Linked DNA regions of Homo sapiens: region 1 is linked to region 2. The links are chromatin loops, found by intact Hi-C in ENCODE. Cell type or tissue: heart right ventricle. All regions are shown on one strand. Links, peaks and the distances in the headings refer to the core of each region. The heading gives the core; the rest is flanking DNA. Region 1 overlaps LINC01483 (long intergenic non-protein coding RNA 1483). Region 2 holds the start of LINC01497 (long intergenic non-protein coding RNA 1497).

What was found. A loop is a pair of places that touch in the nucleus more often than their neighbours do. Peaks named below come from ENCODE experiments on the same cell type or tissue, not always from the same donor. Only the 100,000 strongest peaks of a DNase experiment are listed, where the experiment ranks them.
Region 1: it touches region 2 in a loop (4-fold over the local background); 4 of 110 quality-filtered maps call a loop at or near these places.

Annotation. Positions count from the first base shown.
Region 1 is chr17:69,885,131-69,901,621 of GRCh38, reverse strand. The region is part of intron 4 of LINC01483 (long intergenic non-protein coding RNA 1483); the gene reads right to left. Among named protein-coding and RNA genes, the nearest start is that of LINC01497, 68 kb to the left of the region's middle. In heart right ventricle, for the core only: no CTCF peak of the experiment used is centred there; no DNase peak of the experiment used is centred there.
Region 2 is chr17:69,952,537-69,969,027 of GRCh38, reverse strand. It overlaps LINC01497 (long intergenic non-protein coding RNA 1497), which reads right to left and starts at 7,321. Exons shown (of 5, transcript NR_110875.1): 1 at 7,191-7,321; 2 at 4,476-4,646. In heart right ventricle, for the core only: no CTCF peak of the experiment used is centred there; DNase peaks (open chromatin) are centred at 7,322 and 8,111.

The sequences.
Region 1 (16,491 bases), core at 3,257-11,256, 67 kb after region 2:
CTTTGTTGTGATATGTTTGCTGTAACAGCCCAAACGGACTAAGACATAGAGGATTTTTATACCCCTCCTTATTCTGCTCTGTCACTTCCCCTCAATACCTCCCCACACCCCAAAGGAGCCCTTTAGTTATGGGGCAAAGACTTTTATACGCTTTTGATATAAGCTGTAAGGTGACATTACAATGATACTAGCTGCCATTTTCAAGTGTGCCCACCAGAAATGAGAAAGAAGGAAAAATCTTCAGTGGTCTTATTTCTTCCATGAAATAAACCAAAATTGATTTTCCTAGGGAGTGAGGCATCTCCAGCAAGGCCAGCCTTTCTTGGGTCAGATGTCTGCAATTACAAATTGAAGTGCTCTTCCCTGGACTTCCAGAATCTTAGGGACTCAAAGGCTTCCACGGGAAAACTGCTTCTCCCCAGCAGATTCAAGGACTCAAAAGAGATGGAGCAAGGTCTCCTGAGTGAAGCCTGCCCAGCGGCTCTGTCCCAACATCTGAAGGAACAGGAAGCTTCTACACCCTTGGCATTGAAGAGCCTCTGAGCAGCGATATAGCCACATTTCCCATCCTTTGACCTAATCAGGGCTTTGATTTGCAGGCCGTGAGGGAGAGGCTGCTGTGTTGTTCCCACTGGGCTATTTTTGGGACCTGGCATCAGAGGGAAGGACAGAGTTAGCAATCGGTACTCCTGGGCAGTGCTGAGCAGGACCTCTGCGTAAGCCCCGTAGTAAACTTAGGTCATTTCCTCTTACAAATCTCCAGAGTTAAACAGCACCAGAAACTCTGAACGAGGGTCAGATATGGAGGAAGCCGAAGGCTTCATTTTTATCAAGAAATCTTTTTTTTTCTCTCTACTTGCTTTCATCTCAAATTATCAGAAATAAAATTTGTAAAATAAAAGAACTTGCGGCCGGGCGTGGTGGCTCACCCCTGTAATCCCAGCACTTTGGGAGGCCGAAGCGGGCACACTATCTGAGGTCGGGAGTTCAAGACCAGCCTAACCAACATGGAAACCCCGTCTCTATCAAAAATACAAAAAAATTAGCTGGGCGTGGTAGTGAATGCCTATAATCCCAGCTAGTTGGGACCCTGAGGCAGGAGAATTGCTTGAACCCCGGAGGTGGAGGTTGCAGTGAGCCGAGATCATGCCATTGCACTCCAGCCTGGGCAACAAGAGCAAAACTCTATCTCAAAATAAATAAATTAATAAATAAGTAAAATAAAAGAACTTTCATGTTTTGGGAGAGCATAGAATGGAGACCAAATTAATACACAAAAGGACGAAACCTTGGGTTGGCAGGGAGGCAACAAAACCACTGAAACACTCATTGAGTTTCACTAACTCTTTCATTTTTTACCCAGGTATTAGCAGTTTGTTTCTAATCTAGGAAAAATAGGCTAAACTCGGCAAAAGGTGGTTCTACCTTCCTTCCACACTATGGGCAACAGTCCTAATGATGAGGGAGGTTACTAAGAAAGGAGACATCCTGAGTTGTCCTATGATACCCCTCAGAAGAGTCATCAGAGACACCACAGACTGCCCGTCATCAGGGCTGCCTTCATCAGTGTACATGCTGGACAGTCACACAGGAAGGATCTGGAAATCAGAAGGGCTCCGTGCTTGGTTTCCTGCTCTGCCATCACATCTTGAAACCCTTTATTATGTTTGACCTGTCTTCTCTTGCCCTTCCTTTCTTTTTTTTTTTTTTTTTTTTTTTTAAGACAGTCTCACTGTGTCACCCAGGCTGGAGTGTGGTAGTGTGATCTCGGCTCACTGCAACCTCGGCCTCCTGGATTCAAGCCATTCTTGTGCCACAGCCTCCCAAGTAGCTGGGATCACAGGCGTATGCCACCACACCCAGCTAATTTTTGTAATTTTAGTAGAGATGGGGTTTCACCACATTGGCCAGGCTGGTCTTGAACTCCTGGCCTCAAGCGATCTGACAGCCTCAGCTCCCAAAGTGCTGGGATTACAGGTGTGAGCCACCATGCCTGGCCTGTCTTCTCTTGTTCTTCTAAAACAGTGTTTCTCAACCCTTTTTTCCCCCATTTTCACTCTTCCAACAAGGCTTCTTAGGCATTTTTTTAACTAATCAATCCTCCCATGAAATTGTAATATAAGTACACAGTATTTCTGTTTATATATTTTATGTTTATGTTTCATACATTAAAAGAATAAGATTTTTTTGTTTCCCAATAAACAAATTTTTTTCCCTATTGGGAATGATATTGCACCCAGTGAGAATGCAAATTCAAGATCTAGGTAACACAACTCAACCACAAGCATCTATGCAGGAACACGAGTGAAAGTAATAATAATAATAATAATTAATATTAATAGATATATGTTATTGAGTCAGGCACCATTCTAAGTGCTTTACATTTATTAACTCATGTAATACTATTTTAAAATTTTATTCTAATACCCATTCTGCAAATGAGAAAACTGAGGCACAGAGAATTTAATAACTTGCCCAAGGCCAGTCACATAGCAAATGACAGAGCTGGAATTTGAACATGTGTTTCCTGGCTCTGGAACCCCATGAGAAGTGCAGGTTCAATTATTGAGCACACACCAAAAGGTGTACATTTCTCAGTATGCAGTATGCCGTTGGTAGACAGAGACCTTTTGAATAAAGACACGGTGACAGCTCATTGGCACGTGCTGGTAAATCTTCAACTGCACTAAAGCCTCTGCAGAAGAAGCAAAAGCTCTCCATGGGCCTAATGATGCACAATGTTCATGGTGATTTCTAATACTCGAAAAATGCTAAGTTTTCCTCGAGACGGGAGGTATGGATTTACAGCAAAATATTTCCAGATTGTCTCCTGGGACATGAGTTGGCCAATTCTTCTTTGCTTTCATTCTCAAAGAAATGCTGCAGGGCTTGAATTGGAAGAATCTTGAGTTTGGGGTTTTAACAACTTGTATGAACCTGGCAAAGTCACTTTTGGGAGCTTCAGTTTTCTCTGTAAAATAGGTGAATTAAATAATCTCCAACATTCCTTTAGGCTCTGAAGGAGACTTCGGTTAAACATACACAAAAGCAACAAAAACACAAGCAAAATAATTGTCATTACATAATTCTAGCAAATGTTTACTATGGGACTTGTAACCATAAATGGCAGAGTGAAGCAGTTGACACAAATGAATAAACAATTAGACAAAATCAGAGAGGGGAATAATAGAAACTCAGGGAGCATGTCTAACCAAAGGGGGTTGTCAATAGCCCACTCCTGCGGGCTGATGTCAGGTGAGAATATGGCCCCAGTGTCTACTCTGATTCTTTTTTTTTTTTTTCAAATGAAAGTGAAAGGCCGGACTCGGTGGCTCACGCCTGTAATCCCATTACTTTGGGAGGCTGAGGCAGGCAGATCACGAGGTCAGGAGTTTGAGACCAGCCCGCCCAACATGATGAAACCCTGTCTCTACTAAAAATACAAAAAATTAGCCAGGCGTGGTGGTGGGCACCTGTAGTCCCGGCTACTCAGGAGGCTGAGGCAGGAGAATCGTTTAAACCCATGAGGCAGAGGTTGCAGTGAGCCAAGATTGTGCCACTGCACTCCAGCCTGGACGACAGAGCTAGACTTTGTCTCAAAAACAAAAAAAGAAAAGAAAAAGAAAAAAGAAACTGAAAAACTAAATTCTGTGCACTTTGCTAATTTGTATATGTAGTCAACTGTGGTGGGCAGACCCAACAGAAGCTCCCATGATTCCTGATACGTTGTGTGACCCCCTTCCTTGGCTGTAGGATGAACTTGTGACTTGCTTCTAGCCAAGAGAATATGACCTAGAGGGAAAGTCTTTTTCTGGATGTAATTAAGATTCCAAGCCAGTTGATTCAGAGTTAATCAAAAAGCAAAGAATGATGGTGGATGAGCCAGACTCAATCAGGTGAGTGCCCTTAAAGGAGAAACTTGTCCCTCCCCGAAGTGAGATGAAGTAAGCAGCCATGGCAGAAAAGCCCACAGGACAAGCAACTGTGCCTCTAGGGCCCTTGAGCAGCTTCCGGCTAGCAAAATGTTAGAATCTTCAATCATACAACTGATAGCTGCACAAAGTGAATTTCATCCACAACCTGATTGAGGTTAGAAGTGGCTTCTTCTGGCCGGGCGCGGTGGCTCATGTCTATAAACCCAGCACTTTGGGAGGCCGAGTTGGGAGGATCACAAGGTCAAGAGATCGAGACCATCCTGGCCAACGTGGTGAAACCCTGTCTCTACTAAAAATACAAAAAATTAGCTGGGCGTGGTGGCACGCATCTGTAGTCCCAGCTACTCAGGAGGCTGAGGCAGGAGAATTTCGTGAACCCAGGAGGCAGAGGTTGCAGTGAGCCAAGATCACACCACTACATTCCAGCCTGGGCGACAGAGTGAGACTCTGTCTCAAAAAATAAAAAAAAGAAAAAAAGAAGTGGCTTCTTTCCCCTGGCGCCTCCAGATGAAAATGCAGCCTGGCCAGCCTCTTGGGTTGCAGCCTGGTAAGACCCTGAGCAGACTCGGCTAAGCCGTGCCTGGACTCTTGAGCCGTGGAAATGATGAGATAATAAATGTATATTGTTTTAAGCTGCTGAGTATGTGGTAATTGGCTACACAACAGTAGAAAACTAATACAGCAGCTTATTCAAATTTCCAAAAACTCTCTGTAGGCCCAACAAACCTGAAAAAGAGATGTGGTCCACGGGTAGCCATTGTGTGCTATGATTGCAAAGTGTCCCTAAAATGTTACGCATTGCATACAGTATTAGTCATTCAGAGATGAAAGGCAGAGTAGTGAGACAGAGAGAGAGATTTCACAATTCAAAACATTGTGATAACTGCAGGACCCTGGACTGTGGGAAGATGGACCTCAGGGAGAAACAGCTATTGGAACCTAATTGCAAACTGCATGAAAGCAGGAGCTGGCATTTTCCCATCTGATCTGGGTGCCTTTTAGAAGAACTGCCTTATCTCCAGTTTCTGTTTCTTGCCTCATCCTTATTATTTTCTTTTTCCCCATGGCTCTATCTGCACTTTGCTTTAAAATTTACTCATCAGTGATTCCCAGTTTTGTTTTTTGTTTGTTTGTTTTCTAGACAGAGCCTTGCTCTGTCGCCCAGGCTGGAGTGCAGTGGTACAATCTCAGCTCACTGCAGCTTCTGCCTCCCTGGTTCAAGGGATTCTCCCACCTCAGCCTTCCAAGTAGCTAGGACTACAGGCGTGTGCCACCACGCCTGGCTAATTTTTGTATTTTTAGTAGAGACAGGGTTTTGCCATGTTGGCCAGGCTGCTCTTGAACTCCTAACCTCAAGTGATCCATCCACCTCGGCCTCCCAAAGTGCTGGGATTATAGGTGTGAGCCACCGCACCCACTCTGGTTCTCAGTTTTCTTAAAACAGACAAAGGTATTGCCTTTGAGCCCAATGGTAAGAAAATTAGGCTTATCCCTTACCTTGTTAACTCAAGAGTATTTACACAGTCTTTCAATTTTGTTATCAACTATCCAATGTTAGAATTTTCCTAGTTCAAAGATTACAACAGGATGGGGAGAGAAGAGGTGAGGTTTGGGCAAGTAACACGTTCTTGGTGAGAGGCCATGTTCCCTAAACTTTCAGATGGCCAGCACTGATTGCATTATGACATCTGGAAAATTGGGACCAAACTTCAACAGTGTGGCTTGGAACCAGGCATGTAGATTTTCTGAGCCCTGGTAACTTTAGGCCTAATTACCCCTTGTCTGATCTCAAAAACAAAAAGCAAACTAACTGGACTCCATGTTTCTACTGATCCCTCCACAAGTACCTTCTCAGCACATCAGCTGAAGTGCTCTTCTTCAAATATAATTCAGATCATACGTATCCAGTGGTGCTCTATCATGTTCAGATTAAAATCCCAACTCCTTCCCGTGGCCTAGGTGCACTGGGCCACTACCTACTTTCTATCCTCTCCTAACACTCTCCCCTCCATCTCTCAGCTCCTGCTGTACTGCCTTTCTGCTCATGTAACATGCCACAGTCCTTCCCACCTTGAGGACTTTCGCACATAGTGTCACATCTGCCTGGGACTCCTTCCCCAGAGAGTTGATGGCCTGTTTCCTCTTTTCATTCAGGTCTTTGCTCAAGTGTCAATTCCTCAGAAAAGTCTTCCCTGACGCCTAATCCAATACCCTTTCTCAAGCCTTCTTCTCTCCACTGGCCTGTTGTGCTTTGTTTTTCCTCAGCACTTATCACAACCTGAAATCACATCATACATTCTTTTTTCCCTTTTTATTTGTTGTCTATCTCCCCTACTAGAAGATAAGCAGGAATTTCTTTTTGTCGTATTCACCAGTATCTTACCAGTACCTTGATAAGTGTCCAACATATAGTGGATGCTCAATAAGTACTTATAGAATTAACAAACGTGAGAGATAAGGAGACTGTATCAGTTAGTCATCAGGGTCTCTCTGTAGCTTCAAGTATACTGGTCCCGTCACCACATTCTAGAAACAAATATCAGCCTTGATAATGAGCCAGTATGCACTGATATGAGCATCTCAGTATAGTAAATATTTCTCAGTATGTAAATATTTCTATACCACTTGGTAAACTAGCTGCTACCCTGAATCCCCTTACCATATCTTCTGCAGCCTCTTGAACTCACCACAATCCCACAATTAAACTGTTAACCTTTGGGCAGAGCAGAGGGCCCCTTGTTTTCTGCTCCAGATTAAGGTCGATGTCCATTCCAGTTGTTCCATACCTGAGATGCATTGGTTGTTAAGTATTTTAGCTATGATTCCTGATGGTAGCTGTGCTATTGAAAGAAGATGACACATGGAGGGGCACCCAGTCACCAAACAAAGAAAGGGAGGATTGAAAAGAAATAAAAGGAAAGGAAAAAGCTTCCTGAAGCCAAGAGCAGCTATCTTTCAATGTGGTGGAATAAAACTTGCACCGTCACTCTGTTTGGGGAACAATAAATGGGAAATCTGGAAAATAAATACAAAGTACACACTTGTTTTTTGCACTACCAATACCACATGAAGAGCAGAGTAATTATGTATTCGAATATCATTGCTGGGAAAAACTCTGTGTGACCCAAAGTTCAATACTCAAACACATTGGTTCCAGGCAGGATTGCTTTTCATGGTAGTATACCCTTTCTCTTCTACTGCCTTGCTTCCAAAGGAAATTAGATACTGCTCCTATTTACCAGAATGGGAACTAATAAGGGCGTCTTCTTGATTATAGAGCTACAAGATCAGCACTTTCCCTCTTGCTCATAAGAAACCACATAAAGTAAAACAACAGAAACCTGTAAGCATGTCCCCAGCTAATCACCCTGACCCAGCAGCAACTTTCTAGAGGAAGGAAAGTGACCAGAGTGAAACAAGTTGATATCAGCACCATCTTCATTTTTTTCATGCTGCGTCTCCCGGTCTGGATAGATCCAGATGGACTCACATGGCGTCCCAGCCCCTACAATTGCTTTACCAACTTCTCCAGGGTGGTGAAGGAGGAGATTAAAAACAATTCAGTGTTCTCACCCCCCAAATCTCGTGGTCCAGAGACTAAATCTAGACTCCTACATTGTGTTCCAACTCCCCACTCCCTACCTAAGTCTCCTTTATTCACCAAACTTCTATCCAGGAGGTCAAACGGATGACCTGAGTCTCTTTGGAAGTTCTTTCCTCTCTCCAACTCACAGCATCCCTTACATTTTTTTCTATTTTAGGGCATGGTACTGAGCTTTTGCCTTGGGTCAGTGCTAAGCAAACCAACATCCATATTTATCCTTGTGAGTGAAGGCCCTATTCCAACCCCTGGATTTCATAGCTGGCATCCTATTATGTGACCTGGATTTGTCAATCCCCCTAAATGGGATAAAATCCTTAAAGTCAGAGTTCCCACAACACCACCTACAACACACCTAGACTGCCCACCACATGTGCTCTGTCATCCAGAGTGGACTTTCTGGTGTGACTCGCTGGATCTTAATTTGGCTTTTTTGTCCTTTGGAACCTGGACTTGGGACTGCCCAGCTGCCATTACCAGGATCAATCTCCCCAGCAATCTCTTAGCCCTGTCTCACCTGCCTTTTCTCAATAAATAGGTCCCAACGTGATTCTAACTTTATGAGCTCCCCAGCAGCCCCTTGCCTCTAACATCCCAACATATTTCATCTTCCAGCCCCTTTATTCTGGACCATGAAGCACTCCATCTACTTGAGTTGATAAAACACACCTTGAGGATTTTTACCAGTTGGGAGAGCCCAAAAATTACTCATAATTTTATTACTTACAACCTCATCCCTGAAAACAAAAAGGGAAGATGTGCTCTCCACACTATTAACAGACGGGCTAAGTGTCATTGTGTAGCCCAAGCAAAAGTTGTTTACCTCTTAGTGCCTCAGATTTAAGTTTTTATTTGTTTCATCTTGTTACGATAAAATGTGACTGGAGCATTCTGCTTTCACATATATTTATTTAAGAGGATTTTACTCCATTATGTAAAATAAAACAAAAAAGATCAGTTGGGGGGAAATGTAACATAAGTCCATCATTTAGTAAACTTTTCCAATTATATCTATTTGACTCTGACTTTCTGCCCAGATACGAATGGAAAGGTTTTTTGTTTGTTTGTTTTGTTTTTTGTTTTTCCATTTAAAAAGCAACTATTGGCCAGGCGCGGTGGCTTACGCCTGTAATCCCAGCACTTTGGGAGGCCAAGGCAGACAGATCACCTGAGGTCAGGAGTTCAAGACCAGCCCGGCCAACATGGTGAAACCTCGTCTCTACTAAAAATACAAAAAATTAGCCGGGCGTGGTGGCGGGTGCCTGTAATCCCAGCTACTCGGGAGGCTGAGACAGGAGAATCGCTTGAACCCAGGAAGCAGAGGTTGCAGTGAGTCGAGATTGCACCACTGCACTCCAGCCTGGGCAACAGAGAGCGAAACTCCATCTCAAAAAAAAAAAAAAAAAAAAGCAACTATCTTCCACTGAAAATAGTGCAAACCAAAAATGTATCTTTTTTTTGTTTTGTCTAGCCATATTTGCTGTCTTTATCTCACAATGACCTTTCCCCAGCATATTTTTCTGTTTCTCTTTAATTAATGCCCAGTTTCTAAAAATAAAATGGCTAGTGGATCTTTGGATAATATTATTATTTCATTGGTACATACAATCAGGAAACGTATTTCTGTTTATACTCTTAAATCAGTTGAGAGTTGTAGATGAAGCCACATTCTGTCAGCACATTTTTTTTCCCAAAACCTGGAAAATGTAACAAAATCCAAAACAGCTGTAGGAAGTAGAGTATACACTCCATTTGCACTCAGCAGGAGAACTAACAGGAGGTAACGGGATAGTTTCCACATGAAAAAGTTACAAAGAATTTAACCTGTAATGAAAACTCTGATAATCTCTAGGAATGAAAGGTGCTTGGATGATGGGTTAGGGGTTTTTCATAAGTTCAAAGATCTGGTTTTCCCTATAAATGCTATGCAGGAATCGGAGACGTCCATGTGGTCATTGTTAACGTCTGATGGCCAACAAAAGTTCAGGCTTCATCATTAAGCCATTAAACTGTGACTGTGTGTGCATTTTAAGACTATGGATTACCTGCCCAAGCCTGTGTTTTCGAAAAGCATAGAAAGCAGAATCTCATCAGCTTATCACCATCTGCTCCAAGATAGAGACTCCGGTGCGTGGGTGTCAGTTTAAAAGTAGTTTCCTCTAAGATTCATTATGTGAAGCTCCTATAGCCTAGAGCTTCTCAAACGTTGGTATGCACATGAAGAATCTCTGGACCTTGTTAAATGCAGATTCTGATTCAGCTGGCCTGGGTGGGATTGGACCTGAGATGCTACATTTCTATCAAGCTTTCAGGTGGTCTTATGCTGCTAATCCGTGGGCCACCATTGGGGTAGCAGGAGCGCAGAGGATTTCTGCCACAACACCACTATCACATCTGTGGTAGGCAGTCTCTGAAATGACTCCCAGTGATCCCACCTTCCTGATATTCAAGCCGACATGAAATCCCCTTCACTTGAGTGTAGGCTGGACCTATTAATAATGACTCACTTCTACTGAACTGAATGCGGCAAAAGCAATGGTATGTTTCTTCTGAGGTCAGGTAATAAAAAGACTGTAACTTCAGTGTAGGTGTCACTCTCTCTCTCTCGAACCCCTGCTCTCGATAAAGCAAGCAACTGTCTACGTTGTGAGTGGCCCCTGGAGGGTCCCATATGTCTCCAGCCAATAGCTAGTAAGGACCTGGGCCATATGAGCAAGTTGGGAAGTGGATCATCCACTAGTCAAGCTTTGAGATGAATACAACCTCTTCTAACACCTTGTTTGCAAGCTCAAGAGAAATCCTGAGCCAGAGGTACCCAGTAAGGCCATGCCCAAATATCTGATACAGAGAAACAGAGAATAAACATTTATTGTTTTAAGCATCTAAATATTGGAACAATCAGTTATGCAGCAATAGATACTAATACAGCATCACTCATAAAACGCTCTTTACAAAAGTTAAATTTTTAAAAATCGGTACTTAGAGAATATTTTATTAGCCATGACTAAGGGCCAAACATTTTGGATGCTCAAAATCCACACTTTTGTCACCCTGCTTCTGAGGGTATCCATGCACCACTGAGGCTGGACTCATCTTTCCTGATCGCTTTGAAATTGGGATTGAGATTTATAGACTCTCTTTACTTTGGGATTCAAATCAGTTTAGTTAGAGCTAACTCAGAGAACAATTAGTTCAGGATCCTTTTATAATGTGAAATCCTGATCTTTTGAGGATAGCTTAAACCAGAACGCAGTGTGGGATATGTGAGATATGGCCCTCTAGTCTACCAACTTAGCAGAAACTCGTTGATTTTCTAGAGCTTTCTGAGGCAAGAGCAAAGTAATTCCACTGTAAGAAAGACAACGCGTATGTACAAAAGAGGCAGGGCAGAAGAGTTAAAAATAAACCAAAGATAGCTGTTCGCCGCCTTATTGACTTGCTTTTGATTCCTGTTCTTGGACACAGAGGTTCCCACCCCTTTGTCTTAATCTGCACTTGAACTGACCTAGGTTCCTCATGAGGACTCAGTTTCAGAGAACTGAAATTCTCTGGCTCTTAATTTCAGCTTGTGATATCTGCACTTACTTTTTTCTATATTTACCTTACTTTCGTGCAATCAGATTTTTTAGAAGGGAGGAGAGATCAAAGAAGAAAGATGTATTTGGAAACTTAAGGCAAAATTGTGATATGTTTTGATGGCTTGAAAGGATATACTATATGTATATCTGATTTCAAAATATGCCCACATAACTCTTTTCCTTTCCGTGTCCATGGATATGACAGCAGCTTACTTAATTATTACCACATCTGGACTATGCTGCACTCATTAGTCTCCAGTCTCTTGATTTTCTGAATCACAGTGTCACTCTTCTGCACCCCAAAACTTGGACAGTGCTGCAGGATCCATAGGTTAAGCTCACCGTTCACATCTCCCTAGATGTCCCATTCAATATACCTTTCCAACATTATCATCCATTGCTCTTGTCCTTGGACCGTTCAATCCCGCAAATCCTTTTCTATACCATTGTTCATGCCATTCCCCCTTCATATTCCATCTCTCTTTTCTTCCCACATAAAAAAAATTATCCTCAAATCATCCAGATCTAGACCAAATTCTGCCCACTCCAGGCCACAATGGTATCTCCCTTCTCTGAAGAAGGTGTGTTTAGTTTGTATGGCACTTGCTTAGAATCTTTCTTTGCCCCTTCCTTCCACTGTTGTAGGCAACTGTCATTTCCCTCTTGCATCACTACATCCTCAGGTGCTCATGTATTATTATAATGCACTGTCATTCAAGTGTTCACAGATTCCTTTCACAAAGAAATTGTTAGTTCCAAGATTAAAGGGACGCTGTGTTTACGTTATTTACTTATTGATTAAACATCTAATTTCTCACATTTTAGAAACTCACTTAATTGATGCTCAATCAATATTTGGAGGGGGGAATCTAATTTATTTTTCCAAATTTTTTTCTTATTAACTTATTTTAATTTTAGTTTTAATTTAAATATGTATTTATTTAGCTTATTTTTCCAAATGTCTTGAGCCTACCCAGAAACTTCTTTCTTGTACTAGGTAGTACAAAAAACACAGTAACTAAATCAGTGACTAAACAAGACCATGAAGCGGCTAAATTATGTATATTTTAAAAAATCTGACCACACTCAAGGTGACTTTTTTCTGTCTACATGCTTAATTAGCCTATCTCATCAGACTCTGTATTTACCGGTGTGTGGGCACACCTACTTCCATGGATTTCAACCTGCCTTATCTACAGATAACAGTCAAGTTTAAGGAGAACGAAATATCTCACATTCTGAATATACTGCTTTAAAGCTTAGATTCACAGATTGTTAAAACTAGAAATAATCATCAGGACTTGTTTTCCCGTATCCTGATTTTATTGAGGACTGGAATGGCTGTGGCACTTGCAAATACTCATAGGGATATGCACAGTAGGGCATGAGCTCCTGATTCCCAGCCCTGGCGCTCACAGCCTCTCTGTGCTACTCCTGGTCCTCCAAACGCCAAGATACACCATTTAATCTTTTTTTTTTTTTTTTAATTGAGATGGAGTCTCACTCTGTCACCCAGGCTGGAATGCAGTGATGAGATCTTGGCTCACTACAACCTACGCCTCCCGGAGTCAAGCGATTCTCCTGCCTCAGCCTCCCGAGTTGCTGGGACTACGGGCATGCATCACCACACCCGGCTAATTTTTGTAATTTTAGTAGAGACAGGGTTTCACCATATTCGCCAGGCTGGTGTCAAACTCCTGACCTTGTGATCCACCCGCCTCGGCTTCCCAAAGTGCTGGGATTACAGGCGTGAGCCACCGTGCCCGGCCACAATTTGAATCTTTAATAAGCCTTTATGTGAGGATATTATTGATAGAAGCTGAGAAAACTGATGTTAAAGGTAAGTCCTGGGAGGATTTACTAACTGGCGTCAAAGGCTAGGATGGCAATGTGTATTAAAATAAGTCTTTGAAAAACAAACAAAAAAAGGCCTTGAAAGGCAACCAGAATGAAAGGGCACCCACTTAAAATATGAATTATTAGTGTCCACCCTACTCACGCCACACAACTGCTACACATGTGTATACACGCACACTCACAGATGCTGATTTTGGCACTGTGTGGCCTTAAGTATTGATTGATCAAATTGAGCTAGGAAAAAAAAGTCTACAGTCCTGAATTTTTGATTTGTCAATCAAGGAAAGGGAATTATGTCATTATTCAACAGTGAAGATTATGTTCAACTCATTTATGTACATAGACAACTCATTTATATTGACTTATTTTAATACACATTGCTGTCTTTTCCTTAGACGCCAGTTAGTAAATCTTCCCATGCTATATGACAGCCAGTCCTGGAGAAGAAGAAAATCACCTATCCCAGGAAAAGTGGGTAGGCACTGAGAAAGAAGAAAAATCAACACACAAGATGAAGGCCATGGACCTTTGAAAGGCTGTTGCCCAAATTGAGAAGGAAATCCTATTTTTGCTTGCTAATTTCAGGGAGAAAAAAAATAAGGCAGTGTAACTATACATAAGGTGAGTGGGTTTTTGTTGTCGTTGTTGTTTTTGGACATAGAATCTCACTCTGTTGCCCAGCATGGACTGCTGTGGCACAATCTGCATTCATTGCAACCTCTGCCTCCTGGGCCCAAGCGATTCTCCTGCCTCGGCCTCTCAAGTAGCTGGGAATACAGGTGCATGCCACCATGCCCGGTTATTTTTATTTTTATTTTTTTGTATTTTTAGTAGAGAGTGTTTCACCACATTGGCCAGGTTGGTCTCAAACTCCTGGCCCCAAGTGATCCACCTGCTTTGGCCTCCCGAAGTGCTGGGATTACAAGTGTGAGCCACCCCACCTGGCCGAGGTAAGTGCAATTTTAAAATCCATGTCACAAAGGATTTTCTGGGATCAGTTTGCCCTGCTTGTATGCTTAATGTTTGATATAGAGCTAATTTAATATTTTCTGTAGGTTATGAGACAATCTCAATGATGGACTACTTGTCCGCCATTTGAAGAAGTCAAAGAGGATTAGGACACGCATGCATGCATACACACACACATATTTTCAAACTGGTATCACAACATCTCAATAATTCATAGTGAAATTGAGTAAAAGTCCACCAATACAAGTGTGACAAGAACATCAGTAGTGACCTTAAATACCATCATTTTAATCATTCCCAAATACATCAGACTTAAGGATTAATTTATGTCAATCCCTGAAATTGTATTATTCTCTTTATCTGTTCCTAAAAGGAAACAAAATAAAAATTCCCCTCCTTAACTCAAAGACCTCAGAAGATAAAACTATGGAATTTTCCCTGACCACCTGGAAACCTTGGGCATGTCTTCAGAAATACCATGTTCTATCGCCATCTGCCACCAACAAGCAATCAGGCACATTGTCACCCTGTCGCAGGGACATGTGTGTATATATGCCTCTGGGTGAGTACGCATGAGAATCTGTGCGTGTGAATGTACATGTGTGTACATGTGAGTGTGTGCAGGGGTGTGTGAATGTGTGAGTGCATTAAGAAAATCTTCCTAAGAAGGAAATGGAAAATTACTGGTCTAGATGGAAACTAAAAATAAAAACTTAACATATGAGAGGTGTTTTTTTTTTTACAAACAGAAACATTTTATGTATGCTACTTTGCTCCAAGAATTTATGCCACAAAGATTCCTGTTTTATTGAAGAATATCATTTGTCCCCAGAACAATGTGAATTTGAACGATGGTAAAAGGGAGATCTCAATCGTTTCTATCTTGGCCCCCAAGTCCTGTGACATCTGATGGTAATGTAAGCGTCCTGGAAACAGTAAACTATCTCATACATATTTATATTGGAAAATGTACCCATAAATATTCAGTTTGAAGCCCCCATCTGTACTGTTCTTCTGAGGTAGGTAAGATTATGCTAATCTCATACAGGTAGCCACTAAAGTGCAAAGTGATTGGTTTAGCAAAACACAACTATTTTACTTGCAAAATATTATATTTAGAGAAAAAGCTCTGGATTAAAATCTTGACTTCACCACTTACTAGCTCTGTGATTTGATTAACTTCTCCATGCCTCAATATCTGCTTTCCAAACATTTAGTTGATAGTATGAATACCTGCTTTACAACATTATGGGTAAAAAATGAGTTAATGCATGATAATTTTAAGCTCTTAATAAATGCTTATTATTATTACTGTAATTACTACAAATTTAGAACTAGCAATAGTACTTTTGACGCCTAGTCCTATATCCTTCACATTGGCAATGTGATATTGAGTGCCTTAACACTACAACCTACAAATATAGTTGTTTTCAGAGGAAGAAAACTTAGGTAACAGTCAGGCATTTAACAAACATGCATTGAGTGTCTCCTTGTGGCTTGATGAGTGTTGGAAATGGTGAACAAGATAGACATAGACTCTGCCTCTTTGAGCTATTGTTTCTGTAACCTATAAGAAACTTATTTATTGATTCTACTCAAAGAGAACAATGGTGGATACATTGGGATTTTAAAACATCATTCTTCAGTATTAACATCAAGTACATGGCTTAAGGACCATTCAGGTATGCTCGATGTCCTTTTTCTAAATCTCAAGTACTTAAAGAAAAGGTAAGGTAAGAACAAGATCTCTAAGGTGGCAAATATTTCTTGAATTCATCAATCTTTTCAAGCTCTTTTTCTTTACCTTCAAAGAAACTTATCCAGCCAACCAAAACTTTTCAATAAGAAAGTGTGGTGCCCCAGAAGAAATACAGAATGATTTTTTTCTTTTTCTAGAGGTTTACTGCTGATTGCTCTAAAGATAGGGGAAGAAGTAGGGGAGGAAAATAACCCCAAATTCTCTTTGGATCAAGATGAAATGCTCTAGCAACATGAACCAGAGGGAGGCATCTAAGGGAAATGGTAATAAGCAACTCTTCATTGTTTTGGAACAAGTGTGCCTTCTTTGCTCACTAACAATCTATCGTTGAGTGCCACGGTGCTGTTTCATATCAAGATTGCAAAAACCATTACAAGCTGCATAGGTATTGGAGGCTCAACCAGATGTGATGAATTTCCATTGTTTTACTTAGTGCATGGAAAATATTACTAATGGCTGGTGTCAGGGGAGGCTTAACTGACCCCAATTGGCCAAACTCATCTGGGCGCATTTCTGTAAGTCAGACCCTTTAAATACTCTCTCCTGTTATTTCACAGGCCCCTCTCCCGTTTTATGAGATGTTTGACTATATAAAGCTCATTTTAGTAAAGGAGAAATTCCATGACTGCATGAACAGGTGGTCTGGGAACCTGGGAGAGGAGAGGGATATCTTTCCTTGAGACCGAATTTTATTTACAGCCAATTCTTGATTATCTTTGGACACACAAGACACACTTGAGCACAATGAAGAAAATAAAGTCTGAAAAATTCCATTCAGTCTTTTTCCCTGCC
Region 2 (16,491 bases), core at 3,610-11,609:
ACAGTTTCCATTAGCATATCTGCTATTTTTATTTGTTCATTTATACATTTACTATAACATCGACCAATAAATTATTGTTAATTATGCTAATTATTTTCTTATAAATTTGCATGAGGCATTAAGAGATGAACTCAATCCCCTATGTAATGTAACTATCACTGTAATATGTGGTTTGCATTTCAACAGAAAATAAGTTTTTACATTAGAAATTTTTTAATGTATTGAAATTTCAACTGTGAATTTTTTCTTTAATTTCAACTCTTAGGAAAGAAATGTCTATTTGTTTCTCTATTCTTTTGTCATGAGATTTCTAATGTTTAAATGTTTGATTTATTTTCCATCTAAAGTTTATTTGTATAAAGCTCAGAATCCGATCGGCATGAGTTGAGTATAACAAATTGGCTGGAAAAAGCCTGTTGTTTGTAGGATATTTCACTTTTCATCAATATTCATATTCTATTAATATTTTAAAGCCCAATTATTCTCACTCTCTAGCAAAGGCTGAAGTGACTTTTAACAATAGATATTCTTTCCAAAAAAGAAAAAAAATCCAAACAATTTCTCCCTTTGTAAGTATAAAACTGCCTAAGCTCAGCCTCTCTTTTTCTGCCACATCCAGCCTCTTCCTCCCACCCCCACCACCATTAGATTTTACACACCATCCATTGTCAGGGACGCAAACTCCTCTACAGTTTGTTAATGTCCAAGAAAGGCCATCACCTCTGAATCATTTTTTCCCCACACATAAATCCTTGAGCCAACAAAGAAAAGTGGTATTTTTCCATTTCCATAATTCCTGTTATTTTAAGTCTATCCCTTAACCAAAGTGGCTTTTTGTTTTTTTTTCCTTGATAACTCACAGGTTCAAATGTAAAAATTTATTATTACAAGGAACAATTATGAGGTTCAAAGCATACTGTGTGCATTCCATGCTCCTAGCTTCTGGTACTGATATACGGAATAAAATACTTGTGGTTGTCTACTTGCATGAAGTGGATGGGATCCAACCACTGGTGGTGAGAGGCTTAATGAATGTCTGCCTTCGTCAGACCCAACAGGGATCTAGCATCATGGGAGGTTGCCCAAGTGCCATACTGCAGGCATCTCAAAAACAAACTTTTGACCATTTAACTTATTCTTTCCAGTTACTCTTCAACGTCAACAATAACAACCACCAAAGAGGAAAAAATGGCTTTGCTTCTTTTCTTACTTTAAATATTGTTCTGGATTTTAAGATTTCAAGATATCTTCCCCAAAACATTGAATTAGACAAACCACTGACCTTTTTGAACACCTTTGGGTTTTGCTTCTTCAGGGCAGCATGTTCAGCACTTTTTTTTTTTTTTTTTTTTTTGAGACAAAGTCTCACTCTTGTTTCCCAGGCTGGAGTACAATGGCGCAATCTTGGCTCACTGCAACCTCCACCTCCCAGGTTCAAGCGATTCTTCTGCCTCAGCCTCTCCCAGGTAGCTGGGATTACAGGCGCCTGCCACCATGCCTGGCTAATTTTTGTATTTTTTAGTAGAGACAGGATTTCACCATGTTGGCCAGGCTGGTCTTGAACTCCTGACCTCAGGTCACCACCCGCCTGACCTCAGGTCACCGCCCGCCTCGGCTTCCCAAAGTGCTGAGATTACAGACATAAGCCACCGCGTCCAGCCATGTTCAGCATTTTGATAACTCCCTGCTCATAAAGTCTTCCTTATTTGATGAGATACTTCATTTACATAGTAAAACCAAACAAAAACAAAAACAAACCACAGCATTCTTAATAGTTACTATTTTCTTGCTGTCTCTGTTTTCTTTTGTTTTTAAATAAGACTAGACATAGTAGTTCCCTCTTCTGTGCTCCTATATAATGTTTATAACTGCATAATAGAACAAAAAAATGTGTTTTAGTTACTTGTGTGTATGTTTGCCTCTTCTGGAATACTGAGAGCTTTTTGAGGTTACAGATATATCCTGTGCTTTTTCTTTGCATAGCACATAACATAAAGTCCAATACATAATAGGTAGTCAATAATGAGCTTAAGTAAATGAATTGCCTCTGATTTGTGTATGATAGTTGGAATGCCTCAAGATTTTTAAATCGTCTGCACATTGATATCATACTATCAACAGATCTTTTGCTGTTAAATGTTCAGTAACTATCAATAATAGTTCATAATGCTCTAAGCAATACCGTCTAACAATATAGCTGAATTTGGCATACCCAGATACTTAGTTTTGTACTTTTTGGTGTGACAGAGACTGCACATATGCACTAAAATCCATTGCCATTTCCCACTGGGCACACACACACACACACACACACACACACACAAATACATTTTCTATCACACTTTGCAATTAAATATGGCCATATGACTTAATTGTGACCAACAGAATGTGGGCAGAAAAGATGTTAATCAATTTCAGGCCCATTTTATCACAATATCCCACAAGTGATCCTTGTTGTTTTTTTCCATTTGTCCCTGAAAAGGGAAGGATCCCAGAACCTATAATGCAGCCTTAGGATAGAGATCAGATTAAGGAAATAAGTATTCACAAATATTATTTCAGATAGCCTCATGGAGGCTGATAGATGAGGTTGGAACAATGAAGGTTCAGGTCATGTTGTTTCATGGCAAAACATATGGTAAAACCACTTCATACATTAAATAGAAAGGCACAACACACCTCATGAGCCTATAAGCCTGTAGTTTTTGGACGTGAGGACAAGAGATTGATATGAGAGTAACAGTGCCTATTTGCTACTATTGGCCTTTCTTAGCAATGTATTACAAGAAAGAGATGAGCACAGACAAAAACAGACTTATTTTGAAGCAGAAATTGAAATGGATATGTATCCAGAGATCAATAACTTTTAGAGTTAATAAACCTGAGTGCTTCTGCATCCTAATTAAGATAAATTGAAAAAGGCTCTGAATGACAACAATCAAATAAAATTATTGTTAAAAAACAGACAATTTAATATAAGGATTAGACTAAGGAAACAGTATTCAAAAATATTATTTCAGATAGCTTCAGGGAGGTTGGGAGTGGCTTAGAATGGTGTATATGAGGAAGCAAAAAATAAATCAGTCATGAGAATTATCACATTGAGAAAACTTCAAATGTAGTTATTGGCACATGTAATTGACTAGAAACAAGACAATTTCAATGTCTGTTAGTTTGGGGAAAATTGTTTCCCTAAGGATTCTATGAGCATGGACTGAAAGTATTGACTTCTTAAGCTTTAAGATTAGTGCTGGGTCCCCCAGCTTTTATCAGCACCAAACATAATCTCCAATCCCACTTCCTGAAGGTCATGGGAAAGATAGACAAAGAAGAATCTCTCAGAGGCTGGAATCAGTAACCATGGAGAACAGTGAAGAAAGGAGATTCTAGGGAGCATAATTTAGGAATAAACGAAAGATTTTTTCCCAGCCAAATAATAGGACCCTTAATATGTGCCTAACATGATTTCAAAATTGCTATGGTTCAGTAACAGCTGCATGCCTCTCATTTTTTCCTTTACCAAACAGGTGTCTAAAATGTTTTCCCGTATCTATGTATCTTCCCTGCATGGTATATGTATGCATGTGTGTGTTTGTTTGCATGTGTGTGTGTGTGTGTGTGTGTGTGTATAAATATATATCATTTGTAGGCTCAAAGAAGCCACTTCAATTCTGGTCTAGAGAGATGAGCATCACTCAAGGATGCTGGACTTTAAGTTTTCTGCAATGACTTGTTGGGACCTTTAGTTTTCCACCTTCAGAAAGGACACCCGTGTGTTCCATGTGTGGCAGGAAAAATGGAATAGATGTTTGGTGAACAAATGGACAGAATTGGCACAGACTGACTAGCTCTTCATCAAATGTATTTTCTTCATGTCCCAAGCACATAGATAGACTATATTTCCTAACTTCCACTGTACTTAGGTATAGCCACATAACTGAGTATTGTCAATGAAAATATAGGTAGAAATAATTTTCACTGCCTCCAAGCCTGGTGCATAAAACCACACACACAAAAGCCTCTCTCTGTTTCTTCATGTATTAACCGGACAGGGAAGGCTTTCAAGCTCAGTAGGAAGGCAGATGCAGAAGATGAAAGGAGCCTAAGTCCCTGAATAGTCACTTAGAGGATTGCTCTACCAGAAACTCCCAATGTTAATAAGAGATAAACTTATTATTTAGTTAAGTCATTGATATTTGTAGCTTTTCTCTTACACTCCATGTTAAGCAGAATGATGACACACCCTCAAAGATGTCCACTTCCTTATCTTTGGAACTTGTGAATATATTAAGTTATATGGCTGAATGGGGGAAATTAAGGTTGTAATGGAATTTAGGTTGCTTGACAGCTGATATTAGAAGAGAGGGGTTATCCTGGGTTATCCACGTAGGCTCGATGTAATTACACGGCCCTTAAAAATGGAAGAAGGAGCAGCAGAGGAGATCACAGTGATGCCATATCAGGACTCAACTCACTGTTGCTGGCTCCGAAGATGGAAGATTGGGGATAAAAGCCAAGGAATGCAGGTAGCCTCTAGGATCTGGAAAAGACAAGGAAATGGATTCTTCCTTAGAGTCTCCAGAAGGGAAGGTAGCCCAGCCAACACCTTGATTTTGGTCCAATGAAAAACACTTCAGACATCTAACCTAAGAGCAAGAAGATAATAAATTTGTATTATTTAAGCCTCTAAGTTTGTGGTAATTTGCTACAGCAGCAATAGAAAACTAATACACAGCCATTAACATTACATTTATAAGTTTAAATTAAATGGCATTGTATAAATCCCTCATGCATCTCCTCCTTTCAGCCTATCAAAACATACTCTCAGATTGTTAGTTCATACTCTGTATAAATGCCTAAATAAGATAAAATTAATACCTCCCAAAGAGATTTGAACTTCAAGGGGAAATCAAGTATTACAGTTAATGCATAAATCTCTACCAGATGGAAATTCAGTCTGGCCTAGAGACTAGGAGAATTATTATTACAGCTAAATGGCAACATATAGTTCTCTTACTTTACCTTCCAATGTTTCAGAACCATGCTTTCTCTGATTTTAGATTACCATTTGTTAAAGAGTAAGGAAGATGGCTGGGCGCAGTGGCTCACGCTTGTAATCCCAGCACTTCTGGAGGCCGAGGCGGGTGGATCACCTGAGGTTGGGAGTTTGAGACGAGCCTGACCAACATGGAGAAACCCCGTCTCTACTAAAAAAAAAAAAAAAAAAAAAAAATTAGCTAGGAGTGGTGGCACTTGCCTGTAATCCCGGCTACTCAGGAGGGTGAGGCAGGAGAATCACCTGAACCTTCAACCCAGGAGGCAGAGGTTGCAGTGAGCTGAGATGAGCCATTGCACTCCAGCCTGGGCAACAAGAGCGAGACTCCGTCCAAAAAAAACACACCAAAAAACAGAATAAGGAAGCTACTAAAACTGGGGAATTGAGCTCTAGGATATCTAAGCTACAACAGAGATGGTTTATCTGAAAACAAAAATTACTTAACCACTCTAGCTTGTTTTCCTTTCTCCAAGATGAAAGGCATTAGAGTTATACTAACTGGCCTGGTAGATCTCTGTCTGTTCTAAGCTGCTGTAAAGCAGATGAGTCTATATTTCTCTAATGGCTCCCACGCAAATTAGTTTATTAGCAAATATAAATTTTTACATGTTTGACTTTTTCCCACTCTAATTGTTCTTATGACTGATATCCAACTAAGAAGAAATGTGACAATAGTGGGTAGTGACAGAATGACCATTTAGGTATTAAAATTCTTTCTTCACTTAATTGTCAACTGGTTAGGAGAAGTGGGATAACTTTCTCTTCTGACGGAGGGAAAAAATGACCAAGGTATTGTAAAGAAAGTTTAATCAGCAGACATCAGACTTGGTTGGAATCATACACATGGTAGTAACAGTCAAGCAAAGATGGAGGAAAGATAATAGACAGCATCTGGGAAATGGTACTGAAAAAGAAGTGGGACACAAAATCTCCATTAGCAGAGAGACAACAGTAGTCTTTTTGTGTGGTTTACTGTTATAAAATTCTGAATAGGAATTCTGTTTCACAGCTGTTAAAAGAGAATTGAAATACAACTGTGTCCAATAATTGAAAAGCAGCTGTTCATTCGCCATGTCTAAAAACAATTGTATAGGAGAAATTGGCTTGGCAGTACAGCAAAAAAAAAAAAAAAAAAAGTGTAATTATTTTTAATTGCCAAAGTGGGGAAGCAATCTGACAGTGGAATAGGACATTGTATGACATCATGAAATCTGCTTTTCTGAGAGTTGAAAAATGGTTAACATTTTCTCTGCCTGATGTGCTATCCGAAGGCAGGAAGGAGTCCCAGTTCATCCCTTATAGGCCCTTAGAGAGAGCATTGTGATGCCAGTTTCCTTTTTTTGTCTATTTTTCCTCCATATATGTACACATATTGTGCACATAACTGATATGTTTTCTTAAGACTTCCCTTTACAGTAACTATTTCCCACTCTGCTGCAGACTAACAAAAACAGAAAACTAAAGGGAAATCAGTGTGAGTCCTGAAAGTTGTGTCCTGCAGTAGGGATTCTGCATAAAACACAAAGAGAGGACACAAAATACGCCACTTTTCAAGTCACATTTACAAAAGGCTTCTCTTTTATCATAATTCACTCGCCAAAAATATAATTGGACAGTCCTTTAGCATTCTGCAGTATTTCTCAGCACCAGCAAAGAGACAGTAAGGAATTTTTCACCAAGAGCCATGAGTAAAGAGAGCTTGTAGCCTTCTACAAGGATCTGGTTGCTCTGAATGGTCAAGTAATCGTGGGAAGTTTATTGTCAATGCCCGGGTAGCAACTCTTTCAACTATGTGATGATCCGCTTTTTTGCTTGCTTTCTATTAAAAAACTGTATTTGATTCTGTGCAAATTCATAAACCAAACACAAAATTCAGGGGTTAAAGAAAACAGTTCTGTAAACAGATGAGACAGACATGCTAATACATTGGAAACATGCTATTTAAATTCAGACTAGTTAAACAGGATGCCCTTTTGTCACTGACCAAATTGTTAAATTGGTGCCTTGGCAAGAGCCTTTTGTACTCTGAAGATTCCCGGGATCCAAACCTCTGTGGTATTAAAACAAACAGAGTAAATATTTTCCTTGAAGTTTACATCCAAGATCTAAATATTTCCAAGCATGTCAAACTCACTTTTCTCCACCGCTCCCTGCAGGGTCCGTGTAGACTTCGGCTGCCAAAGAACCCAGTTGAACTTGCCTTGGGAGGGGCTCCATCCCTGAAGACAAGCAAAGCTCAGAGCCAGAAGCAGGGTGTCTTGCAGCTGTGCTGCTCTGCTTGGCAGAAGGAACTCACGCAGCAGCAGGTGTGCTATCTGCTGACTTCAACACACAGAGACGGGGAAGGCTCTGTCCTTGCTGCTTGCTCCCTAAGCTTGAATATCTGCCATTCCCTTTTACCTATTTGCAGAGAAGTGCCAAGAACCTACCCCGGAAAACCTGCATTTCTCTTCATTAGCTTTAAGTGTGCAAGTCAGCTTTCTAGCTACATAACTTCTAGCTACATAACTTAAGCTAGTTGCAACTGCAAAATAAAGTGATTCCTCTGCAGAATCTAGCAGAGAATATTAACAAACTCTGTTTCTTCTCTCTCTCCCTTGTTTCATATTGTTTTCCATCCAACATGCAGCTGAAGTTCTCTTAGAAAGAGACTACAAAGAACCACAATTGAGTACCACATCAGTATTTTTTTTGGACCTTGTATCTTGGGGACTTACTCTGAAAGTGTCCCAGCATAATCGCGAAGACAATGCTCTGCTCTTTCTTTTTTTTTTTTTTTGGTAGTTACTGACAGTAAATTTTCAAACTGCCATCTCAAATTCAGTGTAATTGAACTCAACCAGAAATAATGAATATAACTGTGGGTATCAATACCTTTGCCTTTAAACTCAGTGAGGTACTTCAAAGTACCTCATCCCACCTCTAAGAAATGCACTTACATTTACCTGGAGTTACCTAATATAAATGAGCCCAGTGCTGCACTGGCCAGGCCTTCCTTCACTGAAGAACTTGTTGCTCTTCAGCTGTTGGCAGATGGCCATAAGCTGGCTGCCCTTCCAAGGATTGCCTCTGTTACAGAGAGCAGCCTTGCCCAAGGACACATCCCTTTGCAGGGAGCCCACATCCAAAAACTGATCAAGGAGGGAGTGTAAGGGCCTGTTCATTGCAAATCAACCTGAGAAAATGCTGAAGGGTCATTCTAGCTCTAGAAATCTCTATGAGATTCCCTGAAGCTGTGATGGGTCTCCGTGGAAGCTCAACTTCTTTCTCTGCCCTGTCTGCTTCCTTCCCCTAACTCGAGAGGTGTTGAATCCAAGGATGCACCTTAATTAACATAACGAGCTCTTAATTTCATCTCAGATTCGGCTTCCCAGGAACCCTAATCTTTGCCACATAGGCTCCTACAAAGCCCATTTTGGGGGGAGTCATGTCTGCATTTGATGCAGGCATCCAACCAGTCAAGTATTTGATTAAATAGGTACAATGTATAAATTTATATCCATAGGAAAATGAGGAAGGAATATTTACTTCTATCTTGGTAGAATATATAGTCAAGTTAGAGAGTTAGCATAAATATATGAAAACGTAACTCATTATATAACAAATGATAAGTATCCAATGGTTACATGGCATTGGGACTTATCAGAAGGGAAGATTGGTTTTAGGACAAACTAGTTGCTGGTTCTTTCAGGAGCAGTAAGTTTATTGTAACCCATTATTATCTGCAGGCTGTTCTTCTATGAAAGTCATCCCATCAGGACATACAAGAGTCTTCACCCTAGAAATGAGATTGATTCTGAGTAGCCTTCCTGCTGCTCTGTACCTCATGGTGAAACTGTCAGACAATTCACAATGGCAGTAGGTAAAAAACATACTTCCATAAATACTTTTTCCATGAGATCTGCTATCGTTGACCCTCTTCTTCCTGGGTTGCTTAGGTTCCCAGGGACTCTCCACTTTCCCCCTTCAAACTCCAAAGCATTGACCCATAATGAAGGTGCCTTGCCCCTCTTCTGGCTGAGCTGGTTTGCAGGGTTGGCCCTGCCAATCCAAATCCCCAAAGCTGGGTCTTGCTCTCACCTGTCTTGACTTTGCCTTTCTTGACATCTTCATTGTTTCCATTTCTACTTCTAAGTTCTCATCTCCATTTTGCCCCTTCTAGATTCTATCAACCTGCTGTGATCTCCCATCTCCTATGTAGAACTAACAGAATTTGCTCTGCCTTTTTACAAAATCACAGTCCAACATGGAGGCCTTGGGCAAATCATTTAATCTCATTCATCTTCAGTAGTCTCATTTACAAAATGAGGATACTAATTCCTACCTCCTGTAGATGAGAATGATAATGATTAATGAACTGACTTGAAAGCAGGAGTCTCCTGGGAAGAAGTAAAAACAAAACATAAACATAAAATCCTTGCCAAAACCATTACCTAGATTTACTGTATACCAAGCACTGTGTAAAGTGTTATATCATAATATATAACCCTCCAGTAGAAATTCCAAGGAACTGTGACAAAAAGTTGTGTCACTTGGGAATTAAAATGTGATTTATCTTTGGTTACTCTGACTCTATTCCAGGTGTAATCTGAAACAACACCCTGCCCATTCTTGCACAAGATCTCTTTCCTTTCTTTTTCATTCTCAATCCTACCCCATTCTAAGTTAAGCCTTAGCAATTTATAACCCGTCTAAAATGCTGCCTAATTGATTTTCATGACTCTGATTGAATGTATCTGCATAATTCCCTTGCCCCCTCAGGCTTGGAGCCAGGTGGAGAATAGTTTCAGGAGGGCAGTGTCCTATCTGCTAGGATGGGGCTCTTGTTATCCATAGTAGAAATAATAGCAACAAGACCTGAAGTAGTATCCTGGAGCAAGGCCACCATCAAAACTGTGATACAAAACAAGATTGCTAATCTGAGGAGGACATAAAGCATAAAACATGGGCCAATACTAAATCAAAACAGAGCATAAATAAGGACAACCAATGAACAAGCTATATCTAAACACATATGAAAAGGTTAAGTGGGAACTGTTTTTAAAGTGGAGAATATATGACTTTTTAAACACTTGCAAAAGCCACACAACCATCATTACAACCTAATTTCAGAACATTTTTAATCACCTCAAGAAAAAAAACATATCCATGAGCAGTCACTCCCTAGTTCCCCCTCGCTCCAGCTTCTGGCTATCCCTACTCTACCTTCTCTCTCTGTACATTTGCCTATTCTGGACAATGTGCTTCGACTTCTAGTTGGCATTGTTCTGCCGGATGTATTGAAAGAAATTGAAATGTGGTGCATTCTTTCCTGTACACCTCCATCGATAATTCGCGTCATATCTTACTCCAATTTTGCTATCCCTTTCATCAAGATTTTAACACTCTCTTCTCTTCCCTTCCTCTCCCCTTATACAACTGTTTCCGTTGCTCTTTGGTTTGAGGTTAAGATGCTTCAGCCTAAATTCCATCCAACAATTTTGCGCCCCCCTACTTCCACATGTGCCCTTTAATAGGAATCCCAAGTTTACATATTATTTACGACTAGATCTAATGCCACCTCCTCCACCATGTTTCCCTAGATCAATCCAAGAAGTTAGCTCTTTTTCTTTTATGATCTCCATCTCCTAGAGGACTCTGCACCATTCCTTGCTGGGTACAAATATGCACTCCTCTGCTGTAATTATTCCTCCCCCTTGACTGTAAGTTCCTTGATTAATGGTACCATGTTTCTTTCTCACCCACAGTGCTGACACATTGTGAACAATAGTAAGTGCTTGCTGAATAAATATACAAATAAAAAGGAAATCGCATGAAATACCCAATGTAACCCCCACTTAGATAAGTGTTACATAGAATTCTGGAATTAAAGACCAAGATAATACCGATTACCATATAACAAATACAGTGATTTGTCTAGATACTTCTAAACTTTGGATACAATAAAATGCGTTAGCGAGCATTATAAATTGTTGGAATACACTTAAAGGCACCTAAATTAATGGGAAACTTGTAACTTAAAAATAATATAATCATTAATTTTAAAGTGAATGAAGACCATTTGCCCAGTGACTTCAGATTGTTATTCTACTGAGATTTAGATTTTGATAAAAATTTGTAATGAAGAATCTGTATTCAATAGTTTCTCCCTTCTTTTCAAGCTATCTTCTTCAACCCCTCCATTCTATTTCCCTTATGTGAAAATGATAATAAATTGCCATAATAATTCTTCCCATATACACACAAATCCACTTATAACCTTCATTTTTCTCAACACAATTTGTCAGCCTGTCTTCCCAGCCAGTGTGTTTTGAAAGTGTGAAGTTCACCCAAACAGGTTTCTTTCTTTTGACACACATCTTAAAATGTCATTGATTAATTTATTGTGCAAACATTTAATGGAAATCCTGTCTTGTGTGAAGCACAGTGTTATAAAAAATTAATATGCTGAGGCCTCTGTCTTTATGGTTCACATGGTTTTGTAGTGGATCAAGATGCCTAAACATAAGTTAAAGAGAGATGCATGCAGAAAAGAGGTTTAGGTAAAGTGTCTGTGAGTTCAGAAAGTGTTTGGATGGTGAAACAATTGAGCTGTAATAAAACTGTCTTTTGACATGCTTGCTTTTATCTGATAGACACTATGAATCTGATCGATTTTCCTTTTTGGTCTGCCTGCTAGGAATCTCAGAACCATTTTTTGTGGTCCACCTTTAACTATAGTATAATTTGACCTACGGTATAAATTTCATGCATCAATGGAACCCCTTACTTTTTCTTATTTTGCCACTTTAATTTTTTCTTTGTCTACTTTTTGGTTTTTATTTATTTTTACTTTTATGTCTCTCTTCAAGCTACATAAAATACGTGTGTGTGTATGTGTGTGTGTGTGTGTGTATATATATATATATATATATATATATATTTTTTTTTTTTTTTTTGGAGATGGAGTCTCGCTCTGTCGCCCAAGCTGGAGTGTAGTGGCGTGATCTCGGCTCACTGCAGCCTCCGCCTCCCGGGTTCAAACAATTCTCCTGCCTCAGCCTCCCAAGTAGCTGGGACTACAGGCGTGCACTGCCACACCTGGCTAATAAATACATGTATGTATATTTTTAATGAGGTGAGACATAAGTACTGACTAAAAATAATTCTGAAAAAGGCATACTAAAGAGAGCTATAGAATTGCTTGATTGCTTGACCCTCTTCACTCTGAGTGTGTGTGTGTGTATATATTTGCACCTGAGACTGGGCAATTTACAAAAGAAAGTGTACAAAAGAGAGTTTAATGGACTCACAGTCCCACATGGCTGGGGAGGCCTCATAATCACAGTGGAAAGTGAAAGGCATGTCTCACACAGCGGCAGACAAGAGAAGAGAACTTGTGCAGGAAAACTCCCCTTTATAAAACCATCAGATCTCATAAGACTTATTCGCTATCACAAGACTAGCAAGGGAAAGACCTACCTCCGTGATTCAATTACCTCCCACCGGGTGCCTCCCACAACACATGGGAATTGTGGGAGCTACAATTCAAGATGAGATTTGGGTGGGGACACAGCCAAACCATATCATTAATTTTGTATAAATTTAAGGGGTACAAAAGCAGTTTTGTTACATGTATAGATTCCATAGTGGTGAAGACTGGACTTTTAGTGTAACCACCACCTGAATAATATACATTGTATACATTAAGTAATTCCTCATTCATCACCCCCATCCCATGCCCCCACCCTTCCAAGTCTCCATTGTCTATTATTACACACTCCATGTACATGTGTACCCATTATTTAGACCCCACTTACAAGTGAGAATGTGCACCTCCACATATGGCTTTTTTTTTTTTTTTTTTTTTTTGGTGGGATGACATCTCACTATGTTGCCTAGTTTGGTCTTGAACTTGTGAGCTCAATTGATCCTCCTGCCTTAGCCTCCCAAACTGCTAGGATTACAGGCATGAGCCTTCATGCCCAGCCCCACATTTTCTTTATCTACAGTTTTATTCTATTGTGATGGTTAATATTGAGTGTCAATTTGATTAGATTGAAGGATGCAAATTATTGTTACTGAGTGTGTCTGTGAGGGTGTTGCCAAAGGAGACTAACATTTGAGTCAGTGGAATGGGAGAGGCAGACCCATCCTCAATCTGGGTGGGCACCATCTAATCAGCTCCAGCATGGCTAGAATACAAGCAGGCAGAGGAACCTGAAAGGACTAGACTGGCTGAGTCTTCTGGCCTCCATCTTCCTCGCATGCTAGATGCTTTCTGCCCTTAAATGTCAGACTCCAAGTTCTTCAGCATTTGGGCTCTCAGACTTACACCAGTGATCTGTCAGGGGCTCTCAGGTCTTCAGCCACAGACTGAAGTCTGCACTATTGGCTTTCCTACTGATGAGGTTTTGGGACTTGCACTGGCTTCCTGGCTCCTTAGCTTGCAGCCGGCCTATTGTGAGACTTCACCTTGTGATCGTGTGAGTCAATTCTCCTAATAAACTCCCTTTCATATATTCATCTATCCTACTAGTTCTGCCCCTTTAGAGAATCCTGACTAATACAGCTATCTGTTATCTGTTGACAGAAACTTAGGCTGATTCCATACCTTTGCTATTGTGAATAGTGCTTTGATAAACATACAAGTGCAGGTATCTTTTTCCTTTGGGTAGATACCTGGTAGTGGGATTGCTCGATCTAATGGTAGTTATATTTTTAATTCTTTGAGAAATCTCCATACTGTTTTCCATAGAAGCTGTACTAATTTACATTCATTAAAATGATCATACTGCCCAAAGCAATCCACAGATTCAATGCAATTTCTATAGAAATACCAACATCATTTTTTTACAGAATTAGAAAAAACAATCCCAAAATTGATATAAAAACATAAAAGAGCCTGAACGAGCAATTATTTTTTTCTGTCATCATATCTTTCAGCTGAAAACTGCAAAGGTTATTAATTAGAGAGGAAACACTTTTATATACTTATTCATGGTGTACTGATTCAGATAGCCTAATTTGAATTGTTTGGTGTAATCATAAAGACATATTTGAATGAAAAGCAAAATAACCAATTCTAGGACATGAAAACACTAAATATGCTATCTATGCTCACTTTTTCTAGCACTCAAATACTAATCTGTATAAAGTTAAATTAATCAACAAAAGGTAACCTATGTAAAAGGAAAAGGTAATATATATAGATGTAATTTACATTAATGTCTCTTGAGTGAATCATTGAGTAAACAATGTTTTCTGAGTCGACGTTACTATTTAGAGTACACTGGCTAGATATTTTGCATACATTATTCAATATAATGCCCAGATCAATCTTAAAGGCATATATTATTATTCTCATCTTAGAGAGAATAAACTGGGTTATAACGAAATTTATAATAGTAATAGAAGCCCTGTTCTCAATGTTTTGCATGAGTTAATTCTTTAATCCTCTCACAAAACCAATGTGGTCAGATCTATTTATTTTTATTCTCATTTTATAAATGAAGAAATAAGGAACAGGGATATTACATAAATCACCCCAGGCTATACAGTTAGTCATGGAGCTGGGTTCAAACCCCAGCAGTCTGACTCCAGAGTGTTTACCCTGAACTAAGTAATTTCCCCAAACTGATTTTACTAAACAAATGGTAGACATTCATGTTTTACACTAAAATTTATACCATGCTGCCTCAGGATTCAGTTCAAACCACACACCTACTGTCTACATCTTTTCTGTTGGTTTCAGACAGAATTCGTTACTTCTTTTCCTGGGTTTCCCTAGAGATAGATAGATAGAAAATAGATAAGAGATAGACAGATAGGTATAAAAAATAGAATAAATACAAGTATACATGAACAGCACTTTCTATATTTTCTTTTAATATGTATATGTACTTTTTTAAAATAAGATTTCCTTAAATGTAGGGATTACTTAAGAATGAAATCTCTCTTTTAAAATTAAATATATTTTAAAAATATAAATAAGTCAATGAGTGAATAAAATAAAAACTTCACAACATTTACATTTGGCGCATTAAAATTTCATCAGTACCTGAAATTCTGCAATGAAAGATTTATTATTTTGGCTTAAATCCTTTTATCGCTTGGAAAGAAAAGATTCTGACAAGAATTGCTATATCAATTCATATCTGTCTTTAATGTTTTATTATAAACACATTTACTAGACCTTTTCCTAAGAATAATTTTGATGACACAGAATACAGACAGAACAAGAACACACTACATCTTTCATAAGGTCACCAGAGAGAACCACGGAAGGAAGTTAGGGACAATTGAGATGGATACCAGAAAATTAATTTTGAAAACTAGAACTTTTGGGAGGAAATCTCGACTTATTAACATTCTCAAATCTTATCCAAAGAAATATTATCTACAGATAAAATCCTTCTCTGAGTAAGGAAAGTAAGGAATGACAAATTGGGGGGGTGTTAGGTAGGTTAAAGTCAACAGACTCATAAGATTTCAAGTTGTTATAACCTGTACTGTCCAAACCTGGCCTGGGCAACAGAATCAGCTGTGGGCACTTGAAAAGAATATCTTACCTTTGTCCCAATAAATTTCATTTGAATCTCTATATGTTAAAAAAAATAAAAATATGGCCGGGCACCATGGCTCACGCCTGTAATCTCAGCACTTTGGGAGGCCGAGGTGGGTGGATCACGAGGTCAAAAGATTGAGACAATCCTGGCTAACATGGTAAAACCCCGTCTCTACTAAAAATACAAAAATTAGCTGGGCATGGTGGTGCATGCCTGTAGGCCCAGCTACTTGGGAGGCTGAGGCAGGAGAATTTCTTGTACCAGGGAGGTGGAGGTTGTAGTGAGCAGAGATGGCGCCACTGCACTCCACCTGGCAACAAAGCAAGACTCTGTCTCAGAAAACAAAAACAAAAAACCCAAAAAACCCCAAAAAACTCCTCCATGTGATTCTAACATAAGAAGTTTGGTGACAGAAAGCAGACCTATGTTTACACACCAATGTTTTAGACTGAGCATCACCAACCTCTTATTGATAGTCTATCCAACATGGACTGGGGGTGGACTAACTCTTCAAATATCTCTCCAACCTTCTAATGTCAATTTCAAGCCATCAAGACCCATGGTAGTGGTAGTGTTGGTGATATATGTGGCACCAGGGCCAGCCTCATGGGCATGCAACCTGTGCAGTCACACAGAGCCCTATAGTTAGAAAGGTCCTGTGCATGGTCTAATGATCTACTGTCACTATTTTTGGAATTCTTAATTTTAACAAAGGCCCTCTCTCTCTCTCTCTCTCTCTCTCCTTCTCTATTTTATTTGTTGCATTAGGCCTCACAATTACATAGCCAATCTAGGTGGCTCTCATTAAAGGGTAGGGGGATAGGTGGAACATTGGTGGACAATAATCATTAGCAAATTTTTGATCCAATTAATTAGATGAACAATGCA